2 separate regions of the Homo sapiens genome follow, and region 2 is linked to region 1. A link is an interaction called in ENCODE POLR2A ChIA-PET data of the cell type or tissue named here. Cell type or tissue: Caco-2. All regions are shown on one strand. Links, peaks and the distances in the headings refer to the core of each region. The heading gives the core; the rest is flanking DNA.

Evidence for each region. ChIA-PET counts read pairs that join two places held together with the same protein. Peaks named below come from ENCODE experiments on the same cell type or tissue, not always from the same donor. Only the 100,000 strongest peaks of a DNase experiment are listed, where the experiment ranks them.
Region 2: POLR2A ChIA-PET joins it to region 1 with 5 read pairs; 1 of 35 experiments calls an interaction of 5 or more read pairs at or near these places.

Annotation. Positions count from the first base shown.
Region 1 is chr20:64,236,373-64,241,741 of GRCh38, forward strand. MYT1 (myelin transcription factor 1) reads left to right here. Exons shown (of 23, transcript NM_004535.3): 20 at 183-274; 21 at 915-1,018; 22 at 3,388-3,531; 23 at 3,948-5,369. The coding sequence ends at 4,076. Among named protein-coding and RNA genes, the nearest start is that of PCMTD2, 17 kb to the right of the region's middle. In Caco-2, for the core only: no CTCF peak of the experiment used is centred there; DNase peaks (open chromatin) are centred at 2,099, 2,699, 4,039 and 4,819.
Region 2 is chr20:63,913,612-63,918,980 of GRCh38, forward strand. The region is part of intron 1 of DNAJC5 (DnaJ heat shock protein family (Hsp40) member C5); the gene reads left to right. LOC124904951 reads left to right here and starts at 4,148. Exons shown (of 1, transcript XM_047440634.1): 1 at 4,148-5,369. In Caco-2, for the core only: no CTCF peak of the experiment used is centred there; a DNase peak (open chromatin) is centred at 3,110.

The DNA.
Region 1 (5,369 bases), core at 317-5,316:
CCCTGGGATGGCCGTGGTGGGTGACCCTGGGCTGGCCGTGGTGGGTGACCCTGGGATGGTCGTGGTGGGTGACCCGGGGCTGGCCGTGGTATGTGACCCTGGGCTGGCCGTGGTATGTGACCCTGGGATGGTCGTGGTGGGTGACCCTGGGCTGGTGAATGATATGTGGCCTCTGCTTCCAGTTTGTCAGGCTGTCCCAGAGCAACCTTTGCTGGAAAGAAGGGAAAACTGTCAGGGGATGAGGTCCTCAGTCCAAAGTTCAAGACTAGCGACGGTAAGGATGGCTTCCTGGATTTCCCTGCTCATGGCTGGGTGCCAGGGTAAGTGAGAGCTGTGCACCTTTTGTGCTGGTGGGAAGAAGGTTAGGGAGATGAAGCCCCTCCTGGAATGAGTCACGGCAGAGGCAGATCCCTTCACCTAAGCTGACAGCCTTTCGGACCTTGGCTCTGAAGCTCTTGACACCTGTGTCTGGGGTCCCTGGCCCTGAGGAGGTCATGCCTGCTGTAACCTGCGGCTTTGGTGACCACTGGGATCAGAGTCCAGTGGAGCCCATGTGCTGTGAGTTTGTGGAGAGGTGTGGCTCATTCCCCCTTAGGTGAGGAAATTCAGCATTGCCTGAACAAACTTCCATCTTTAATGTAGCATTTAATACCTCCCAAAGAGATTTAAGCCTTTCCACCTGCCAGCCAGCTCGGAAGGCAAACTATAAACACTCATCTCACAATTTTCAAGACAGATTTCTCCAGCGCATAATGTGGGGTATGAGCCCCAGAGAGAGATGAGCTCGGAAAACCAGGAGGGGAGACCTCTGCTGCACAGGGGGTTTCAGTTCTAGAAAGCAGGCTTCCCCACAGCACTTTGGCCCAGGCCTGCCTGAGGCCCAAAGCCACAACTGAGGTTTCTCTCTGGGTCAGTGTTGGAGAATGATGAGGAGATCAAGCAGCTGAACCAGGAGATCCGAGACCTGAACGAGTCCAACTCGGAGATGGAGGCTGCCATGGTGCAGCTGCAGTCCCAGGTAGGTGGTGCCGCCCCCCGCTCCTGGGCTCTTTGCCCACCCAACCCAAACATTCGTCTTGGGGACAGTGAGGCATCCGTCGGCACTCATCAAGGTTGCTGTCAGGGCTGAGCTGACGGACAGCGCAGTGGCTGGCACACAGGCACACTTAGGACGTGCTGGCCGCTCACAATGCGGAGTCCGTGAAGTCACACTGTGAGTGCCAGTGGGCCGCCGGAGCTGGTTGTCCCGCCAGGGCTGTGGTCTCATTAGTGTTAATAACACTATTAATAATACTAGTCCCATTAAGATTAGCAGCACTGTTTCTCTTACTCTCATTAGAATGAGTAGTCCTGTCAAGACCAGCGGTCCCATTAGGATTACCAGTCTTGTGAGTACCAGTGGTCCATGAGCGTGGTGCGGTAGAGCCAGGTCTCTGGAGCCGGGTTTCCTTCCCAGCACCCAGCACAGCCACATGTTTGTCACAGCTGAGGGACCTGACAAACCTTTCAGCCTCTTCCTCAGTCAATTCCTCCATAAAATGGAGGTAAGAATAGGATTCTACTCCAGCCAGTTATTGTACAATGAACGCATTTCTATGAGGAAAACATTCAGCATAAGCACCTGATCCAGAGTAAGTGCCGTCGATGAGAGCTGCTGTTGCTGAGGGTTAGGATTACAAATTATTTTAAATGTTTGTGTCATATTTCCTGATTTCCCTAAAATGAGCATTTGTAATCAGAAAAAAAAAAGCAGTAAAGATCTTATTTTGAAAATAAGAGCATGCCCCACCTGTGGCTGCTGAGTGGAGTCTGCAGCCGTGCTGGGGGAGACATAACTGTGCCCCTAACAGCTAGAGGGACAAAGGGACAAGGAAGTGACCAGGTCCCACAGAGAATTTGGGCAGAGCCCCTCTGGGCAGGGACAGATGGGGAGATGGTGGCCTCCACCAAGGCAGCAAAAAATGAGTAACATCCTCCAGCCCCACGTGTCTCATTACTCTGCTCTTGTCTCTACTGGCAAACAGGCTCATGTTGACTCTGCTCTGGTCTCTACTGGCAAACAGGCTCATGTTGACTCTGCTCTGGTCTCTACTGGCAAACAGGCTCACGTTGACCGCTTGTTACTCAAGAGCCTGTATAAAAATAGCATCACCCCACAGGGATCAGGAAGGATTTTCGCTGTCATGCACATGTCGATGTTGCATCCCCCCAGGTTCATAGGCAGTGACGACAGAGAAGGAGTGATGGCCCTCCCGGCGGAGCCATCCCCGTCCCCTCCTGGTGTCTCTGAGTGTGGAGATGCACTGTTGTGTGGGTGTCCATTTTGTGCTCCCTGCTCCTCCCCTTCTCAGAGTCCCCAGGGCCTTCATCAGTGTCAGTGTCGTTGGGGTAGCACCTCTGATTTCTTTTTATTTGCCAAAACCAATCTTTTTAAAGACAGATTATTACCTTTTACTAGCATCCCTTTGGAAGGACTCAGAAACCCCTGTCCATCTGAGGGAGTTTGGTGACTGGTGCCCTCTGCGGAAGGGCAAAGGCAAAGGGAAGGCAGGTCCCTATCCCCCATGCAACCCTTTCAAAGCCACATGCTTGTCACCAGGTGGCAGAAGAAGCGTGCTTGACCCCATCCACAGCCTCCCAGGAATGAGCTCCCCACTCCTGCCTCGTGTGTCACCCACACTGTCTTTCTGTGAGTTTAGCCTCTGCCCCCGTGGCTCCCTGCAGATGTGCAGTCAGGCTGGGGGCTATTCCTGGACACCAAAGGCCTCAGGGCCAACACAACCCTGGGCAGGTTCACCGCCATGGTGGGGAAGTGAGAAGACTTGCCTGTAGTTGGCCTGGGGAAGTCGTGCTTGGGAGGCCCTGAGGAGGCTCTTTGTGGGGATTTCTGGTGAGGGGAAGACCCAAAGGCAGTCTGACACTCCACGGGGGGGTGCAGTGATTTCCATCTTACAGATAGAAGCAGGAAACATGGTGAAGCTAAGACCACAGCAGGTGGAGTCTGAGATTGAGACAGGGCGCTGTGAAGTCTGTGCTCCCACCCCATCCCCTCAGGACAGAGGGGCTCAGAAAACCAGGAGTGGGGACTTCTCCTGCACGGCGGGTTTCAGTTCCATCTAGAAAGCATGGCACAGAGGGACGTGCCACACGAGCCCCCTTCCTGGCTTCCCTGGAGTCAGCCCATGTCTCCAGAGGGCCCTTGCCTTTCTCTCCTCTGCCAGCCCCTCACCTGTGGCAGAACCCCCTACAGGAAGGCAGGGTCCCTGCCTCTTCCCCCACCCCAGGGTTCTGCATTCTCCCAGAGGGTTGTGAGAGGCAGCCCAGAGAGGACCCCCAGGAGGATGGGGGCCAAGGGCAGGCGGCACTTCGAATCTCTCTCTGGCACAGATCTCCTCCATGGAGAAGAACCTGAAGAACATCGAGGAGGAGAACAAGCTCATTGAGGAGCAGAATGAAGCCCTGTTTCTGGAGCTGTCCGGCCTGAGCCAGGCCCTCATCCAAAGTCTCGCCAATATCCGCCTTCCGCACATGGTAGGCAGCACGCGGGCCTGCCGGCACCACAGCTACCCCCCAGGGTCTCTTCGGAAAGCAGGAGGGCAGGGCATCTCCCACCCCCTCTGCCTCTGGGTCCTGCCCTAGGGGCCCTGTGCCCTTGTGGAGATTCTCTCCACCCCGAATGGCCCGGGCTGTTGGCTGTGGTGGGTTTAGCCACCATAATGAGTAGCTGCCATAAAGAGTAGCTAATGAATCCAAAGCAAAATGGTGATTCCATGAGCAGAGAGGCTACTGCTGGGATGGCTGCAGAGAGGAACGCCCAGTGCTGCCTCTGGTTGGTGTGGGCTTGTCTCAGGTCACGTGGGGACATAGGTTTGATGCTCCCACATCAGGCTCTGCGGTGTGGGGCCCACTGCATGGACGGAGCTTGCTAACCTGGTTCTGTTCTCTAGGAGCCAATATGCGAACAGAATTTCGATGCCTATGTGAGCACCCTCACCGACATGTACTCCAACCAGGACCCGGAGAACAAGGACCTCCTGGAGAGCATCAAGCAGGCTGTGAGGGGCATCCAGGTCTAGGCCGTGTGGTACCCAGAAGTGTCCCAGCCCACCACACCGTTTACCTCCCTCGCCCTGCCCCGCACCGTGGGGATGCCCAACTCACAGTGACTTCCCGTTTGGGGCCCGGTGTGGCCGCGGGCGGGTTTATCCAAAGGGATGGCTGGAAATTGGCCGCTCCCACGAGGCTCCCTCCAGGCTTGGGGCCGTGGTGGCCCTATCTGTGTGCATAGGGGCACTGAAGAATTACAAAGTGATTTATTTTTGTTTTCTGAAAGAAATCTGAAGAGCAGCTCAAAGTCTCCAGTGGAAGCTCATGGACAAGGTTCTCAGGGAAGTTTTGGAGTTTGCAACCACAGTATTCCTTTGTCTGTCGAGGCTGGGAGGGTAGCCGTGAGCGTGGTGGGTGGGTGGTGTGAGTGGCATCTTGGCCTGGAGGACACGCCTGGGGCAGCGTGTCTGTGCTCAGTGAGGGCCGATGAAGAAAGTGCGTTTTCTGTTTTCATTTAATTCAGTTTTGTGTTAAGGGTGGAACAAAGCTCTGTTCTAGAGGGAAAGTTAGGAATAGGCCTCCCAGAGGATACTCCAGACAGTTGACAAGCATCGCAGCCCCTGTCAGGTCAAGGAATTTTAACCTGGGAGACTCCTGAAAATCAGCCTAATGTCTGGGGGCAGCTGGCGCTGAGGCTGTGCAGATGTGTATGGCCTTGGGTCACAGCTCCCTACTGGGGCTGCAGCCTTTAGACCCTGGGTCTGGGATCCACGTCTAGGGACCACTCTGGCTTCTGTGCATCCACCCAGGCCCCCGACCCATCACTGCCACATTCTCCGGGTCATGGCCGAGCTTGACCTCTGCATCCATGGTGACGGAGGTGGCAATGACATCATCAAGGTCAGAGGGTAAATTCCTAACAGGAGACCACAAAGGTTTCACTTCTTTTAGATCCATCCAATATGCGAAAAAAGGGTACATTTTAATTTAATGTGTTAAAAACACAATGTCCCTACCGTGTAAATAGAATCCAAGTCAATTGTGACTGCAATTCCAAGTTAGTATTTAAAAATAGAGAAATTGCACTTCCTGGAAAAAATTAAAAAGTAGTTAGTTTAATTATTCTGTAAATTATTTAATTTTGTCAAGATGTAAGTATTTATATTCACAGCCTCTTATGTTAACGTTTGCTATTTATTTAACATTTTTATTTATTAATTTTATACTATTTCAACTAGACCCCACACCAGGGCACCCTAAGAGGGGAAAAAAGTGAATTCAAAGCAAAAATAACTATTTGACTATAATATAGGCCACAAAAA
Region 2 (5,369 bases), core at 192-5,191, 320 kb before region 1:
TGCCCAAGCTGGAGTGCAGTGGTGCCATCTTGGCTCACTGCAACCTCCACCTCCTGGGTTCAAGTGATTCTCCTGCCTCAGCCTCCCAAGTAGCTTACAGTAGGGATTGCGGGCACCTACGACCACGCCCAGCTAATTTTGTATTTTTAGTACAGATAGGGTTTCACCATGTTGACCACCTGGTCTCAAACTCCTGACCTCAGGGGATCCGCCCACCTTGGCCTCCCAAAGTGCTGGGATTGCAGGCGTGAGCCACCGCGCCAGGCCCTAACAGCCACCTTCTTAGCATCTGTATATTCAGACCGTCCATTGCAGGATGTGTGATCTTTGTGGCCTGGAATGTCTCTCTCTGAGCACTCCATCCTCCCACCCCTCAGGCAGTGTCTCTTGAGGCCACCTGCCCAGCCACCATCTTGGGGGGACCACAGGAGGCTGGGGAGAGAGCGAGGCAGTAGTGAGAAGCCGGGACGCTCACCGTTGGCCGAGTACCTTAGAGCAGCCCTGACGCCTGCTTCTGTCTCTTGGTGAAAGTGGCGCCCAGACTTCAGTCCTTACAGCCCAGAACTCAGAACCGTGGAGGTGCTGTGACCCACAGGGTTTACCTTGTAATTGTTGTTAAAACCCTTCTGGGCTTCATAATGGAATGCTTATGTTGAAATATTATTTTAAGTACTATTATCTATGATGTGGTTAGAAATGCCAAAGAATTTTTAGCTTTTTTGAGACGGAGTCTTGCTCTGTTGCCCAGGCTGGAGTGTAGTGGCGCGATCTCCGCTCACTGCAAGCTCCCCCTCCTGGGTTCACGCGATTCTCCCGCCTCAGTCTTCCGAGTCGCTGGGACTACAGGCGCCTACCACCATACCTGGCTAATTTTTTTTGGTATTTTTTGTAGAGACGGGGTTTCACGACGTTACCCAGGATGGTCTCGATCTCCTGACCTCGTGATCCACCCGCCTCGGCCTCCCAAAGTGCTGGGATTACAGGCATGAACCACCGTGCCCGGCCTTTTTTTTTTTTTTTGGTAGATGGAGTCTCGCTCTGTCGCCCAGGCTGGAGTGTGGTGGCGTGATCTTGGCTCACTGCAGCCTCCACCTCCCTAGTTCAAACGATTCTTCTGCTTCAGCCTGCTGAGTAGCTGGGATTACAGGCACCTGCCACCACGCCCTGCTAATTTCTGTATTTTTAGCAGAGATGGGGTTTCACTGTGTTGCCCAGGCTGGTCTCAAACTCCTGACCTCAGGTGATCTGCCCTCCTCGGCCTACCAAAATGTTGGGATTACAGGTGTGAACCACCACGCCCGGCCAGAGTGTGTAGCTTTTGTAAAAGTTTTGGAAATGGCCTCAGATAATTTCAGAGGTTTTTAAATAAAGAACGCTCAAAATGGAGCAAAATGGAGAGCCCCTGATAGGCCTCCTGCGTGGAGGTTTGCAGTAAGCCAGAGGCACCTGTGGGTCCCAGGGAGAGACGGGCTGCTCCATGGATGCTCCTGGGACCTGGGGCACTGGGTGGGCCTCAGGCAGATAGGAGCTGGTCCGTATCTCTTGCCAAGCCCAGGCCAACTCCTGATGAAGCAGATTCCTGTGGGTGACAAGTGTCAGAAGATAGAATAGGACCTTAGGGTCAGGAAGGATTTCTTGAACAAAAAAGGGGAAAAACAGATTGAGAGATTCAGAAAGCTGTAATATATTCTGTGACCTCAAAGGTGACTTGGAGGAGGGCTGTTGTTCAGCGACGGGCGTGTAGTGAACACTGGGGCATTTAAACGGTTCAGATGCTGAATTTAATGTTATATGTTTTTTACTACAATTGGTAAAAAAAAAAAAAAAAGCTTGTGCTCATCAAAAGACACACCATAATAAGTAAAAAAAGAACTGTGAACTGGAAGATACTTGTAACATTTTTAACCAGTGAAGGGTCGGTGTCCTGGATATGTCCACTGGGCACCACAGACAGAACGGCCTTGAAGGTAGGCTGGAGACGCCTACCCTTATCAGGCCAGGCAAGCACTGGGGAGCCTGGCCGTACCAGTCATTGTTGAGGCTGCAGGAATGGCAGGGAGCCCTAAGTTCCAGTGGCCACTGGTGCAGTCCTCAGAGAGCAGTTGGCACACCGCCTCAGGCTGAGCCTGCCCATTCTTGGGCACCCAGAAGTTCCACTCTTAGGTATACACCAGAAGAATTCTTCCTCGACTGTTTGTGCTGAAGGACAAGGTTTAAGTTTTTAAAATTTCCAGTGTCACAGACTGATGATATTTTTGTAAACTACAACAAAAGTGACTAGCTAGTAAAGGAAATCACAGAACATAAAATACAAACCCATGTCATTATTATTAATATTTTGAGGCAGAGTCTCGCTTTGTCACTCAGACTGGAGGGCAGTGGTGCGATCTCGGCTCACTGCAACCTCTGCCTCCTGGGTTCAAGCGATTTTCCTGCCTCAGCCTCCCAAGTAGCTGGGATTACAGGCGTGCACCACCATGCCTGGCTAATTATGCCTGGCTAATTTTTGTATTTTTAGTAGAGATGGGGTTTTGCCGTGTTGGTCAGGCTGGTCTCAAACTCCTGGCCTCAAGCAATCTGCATTCCTCAGCCTCCAAAAGTGCTAGGATTCCGGGCATGAGCCATCATGCCTGGTTATCGGGGGAACCCGCCCCCAATATTTCAATGTAGGTTCTTTCTATTTTCCATAAGTGTCGGCCAGCTGAGAAATAAAGAGAAAGAGTACAAAGAGAGGAATTTTACAGCTGGGCCCCCCGGGTGACATCACATATCGGTAGGGCCGCGATGCCCGCCTGAGCCACAAAACAAGCAAGTTTTATTAAGGATTTCAGAAGGGGAGGGGGTGCAAGAACAGGGAGTAGGTCACAAGATCACATGCTTCAAAGGGCAAAAAGGAGAACAAAGATCACAAGGCAAAGGGCAAAAGTGGAACTCCTGATAAGGGTCTGTGTTCAGCGGTGCATGTATTGTCTTGATAAACATCTTAAACAACAGAAAACAGGGTTCCAGAGCAGAGAACCAGTCTGACCAAAAATTTACCAGGGTGGGGTTTCCCAATCCTAGTAAGCCTGAGGGTACTGCAGGAGACCAGGGCGTATTTCAGTCCTTATCTCAACCACATAAGACAGGCACTCCCAGAGCAGCCTTCTGTAGACCTCCCCCCAGGAATGCATTCCTTTCCCAGAGTATTAATTCTTGCTAGGAAAAGAATTTAGTGATATCTTCCCTACTTGCACGTCCGCTTATAGGCTCTCTGCAAGAAGAAAAATATGGCTGTATTTTGCCTGACCACACAGGCAGTCAGACCTTATGGTTGTCTTCCCTTGTTCCCTGAAAATCACGATTATTCTGTTCTTTTTCAAGGTGTACTGATTTCATATTGTTCAAACGCACGTTTTACAGTTTGTACAGTTAACACAATTATAGTGGCCCTGAGGTGATGTACATCCTCAGTTTATGAAGATAACAGGATTAAGAGATTAAAGTAAGACAGGCTTAAGAAATTATCAAAGTATTATTTGGAAACTGGTAAATGTCCATGAAATCTTCACAATTTATGTTCCTTTGCCACAGCTCCAGCCGGTCCATCTGTTCAGGGTCCCTGACTTCCCACAACACCTGGCTTCTATTACTTTTTTAAAATTAGCTTTTTTCTTTTTTTCGAGATGGAGTCTCACTCTGTTGCCCAGGCTGGAATACATGGTGTGATCTTGGCTCACTGCAGCCGCCGCCTCCTGGGTTCAAGCGATTCTCTTGCCTCAGCCTCTCGAGTAACTGGGACTGCAGGTGCAATACAAAAAATGCAGAACTTTTGTATTTTCTGTAGAGATGGGGTTTCGCTGTGTTGTCCAGGCTGGTCTCAAACTCCTGAGCTCAAGTGACATGCCCACCTTGGCCTCTCAAAGTTCTGGGATTATAGGCATGAGCCACTGCATCCAGCCTTATTATTATTATTTTTTTTTGAGATGGAGTCTTGCTCTGTCGCCCAGGCTGGAGTGCAGTGGCGCGATCTCGGCTCACTGCAACCTCTGCCTCCCGGATTCAAGCGATTTTCCTGCCTCAGCCTCCTGAGTAGCTGGGACTACAGGCATGCGCCATCACACCGAGGTAATTTTTGTATTTTTTGGCAGAGACAGGGTTTCACCATGTTGACCAGGCTGGTCTTGAACTCCTGACCTCAAGCCATCTGCCCACCTTGGCCTCCCAAAGTTCTGGGATTATTTTTTAAGCAGTTTTGATAGGTGTGTACCTAGTAGTGCTCTGTGGTTTAATTTGCATTTCCCAGGGAGTGGGGGCACTGCCTGTCTTCTCACGCCTCAGTTGCTTGTTGCTGTGACGGTCGCCCACTCCTCCTGCCAGTGTCTGTGCTGCTCACGGTAGCTGCATCAGCTTCACGCTGTCCGCCCTTCGCCACCCACCGCGCCTGCTGCTCAGGAATGTTCCAAGCAACTTGGTGGTAACAGAAGCTGAGAACAGCCCAGATGTCCTTCGGTGCAAGAGTGGATGGATCAGTTGTGGTCTATTCACAGAATAGAATGTGACCACACTGGAGATGAATGAATTGTAGCTACAATCTGCAGTGTAGACGAATCTTAGGAACGTAGGCGTTTCAGAAGCAGATCAAGCCAGGCACGATGCTGTGTGCCTATAGTCCCAGCTACTCAGAGCCTGAAGGTGGGAGATCACTTCAGCCTGGGAGTTTGAGGCCAGCCTGGGCAACATAGCAAGACCCTGTCTCAAAGGAAAAAAAAAGCAGATTACAGAAAAGTAAATCCAGTGCTAGGCCGTATTTTTAAGCTCAAAAAATTAAAACTAATTAGCGTTTAGGGATAAACATGAGGTAATTTTTTAGAAGCAAGAGAATAGCATTGAATTTAAGGTATATATGGGGAAAATGAAACTTCCAAGTTATTGATAATTTTCCAGTTTTTAAATTAGAGACGGGATCATGGTGTTTATGCGTCATAATTTATATGTTCCATATATTTTTTGTTGTTTTTTTGAGACGGAGTCTCGCTCTGTCACCCATGCTGGAGTGCAGTGGCGCGATCTCGGCTCACGGCAAGCTCTACCTCCCAGGTTTACACCATTCTCCGCCTCAGCCTCCCGAGTAGCTGGGACTACAGGCGCCCACCACCATGCCTGGCTAATGTTTTTGTATTTTTGTAGAGACGGGGTTTCACTGTGTTAGCCAGGATGGTCTCGATCTCCTGACCTTGTGACCCGCCCGCCTTGGCCTCCCAAAGTGCTGGGATTACAGGCGTGAGCCACCACGCCCGGCTGATATGTTCCATATATTTCTTTCTGTATTTCACATAATACATAGTAAAATATTTAAAACAGAACAAAAATAGACTTCCTTTTAAGAT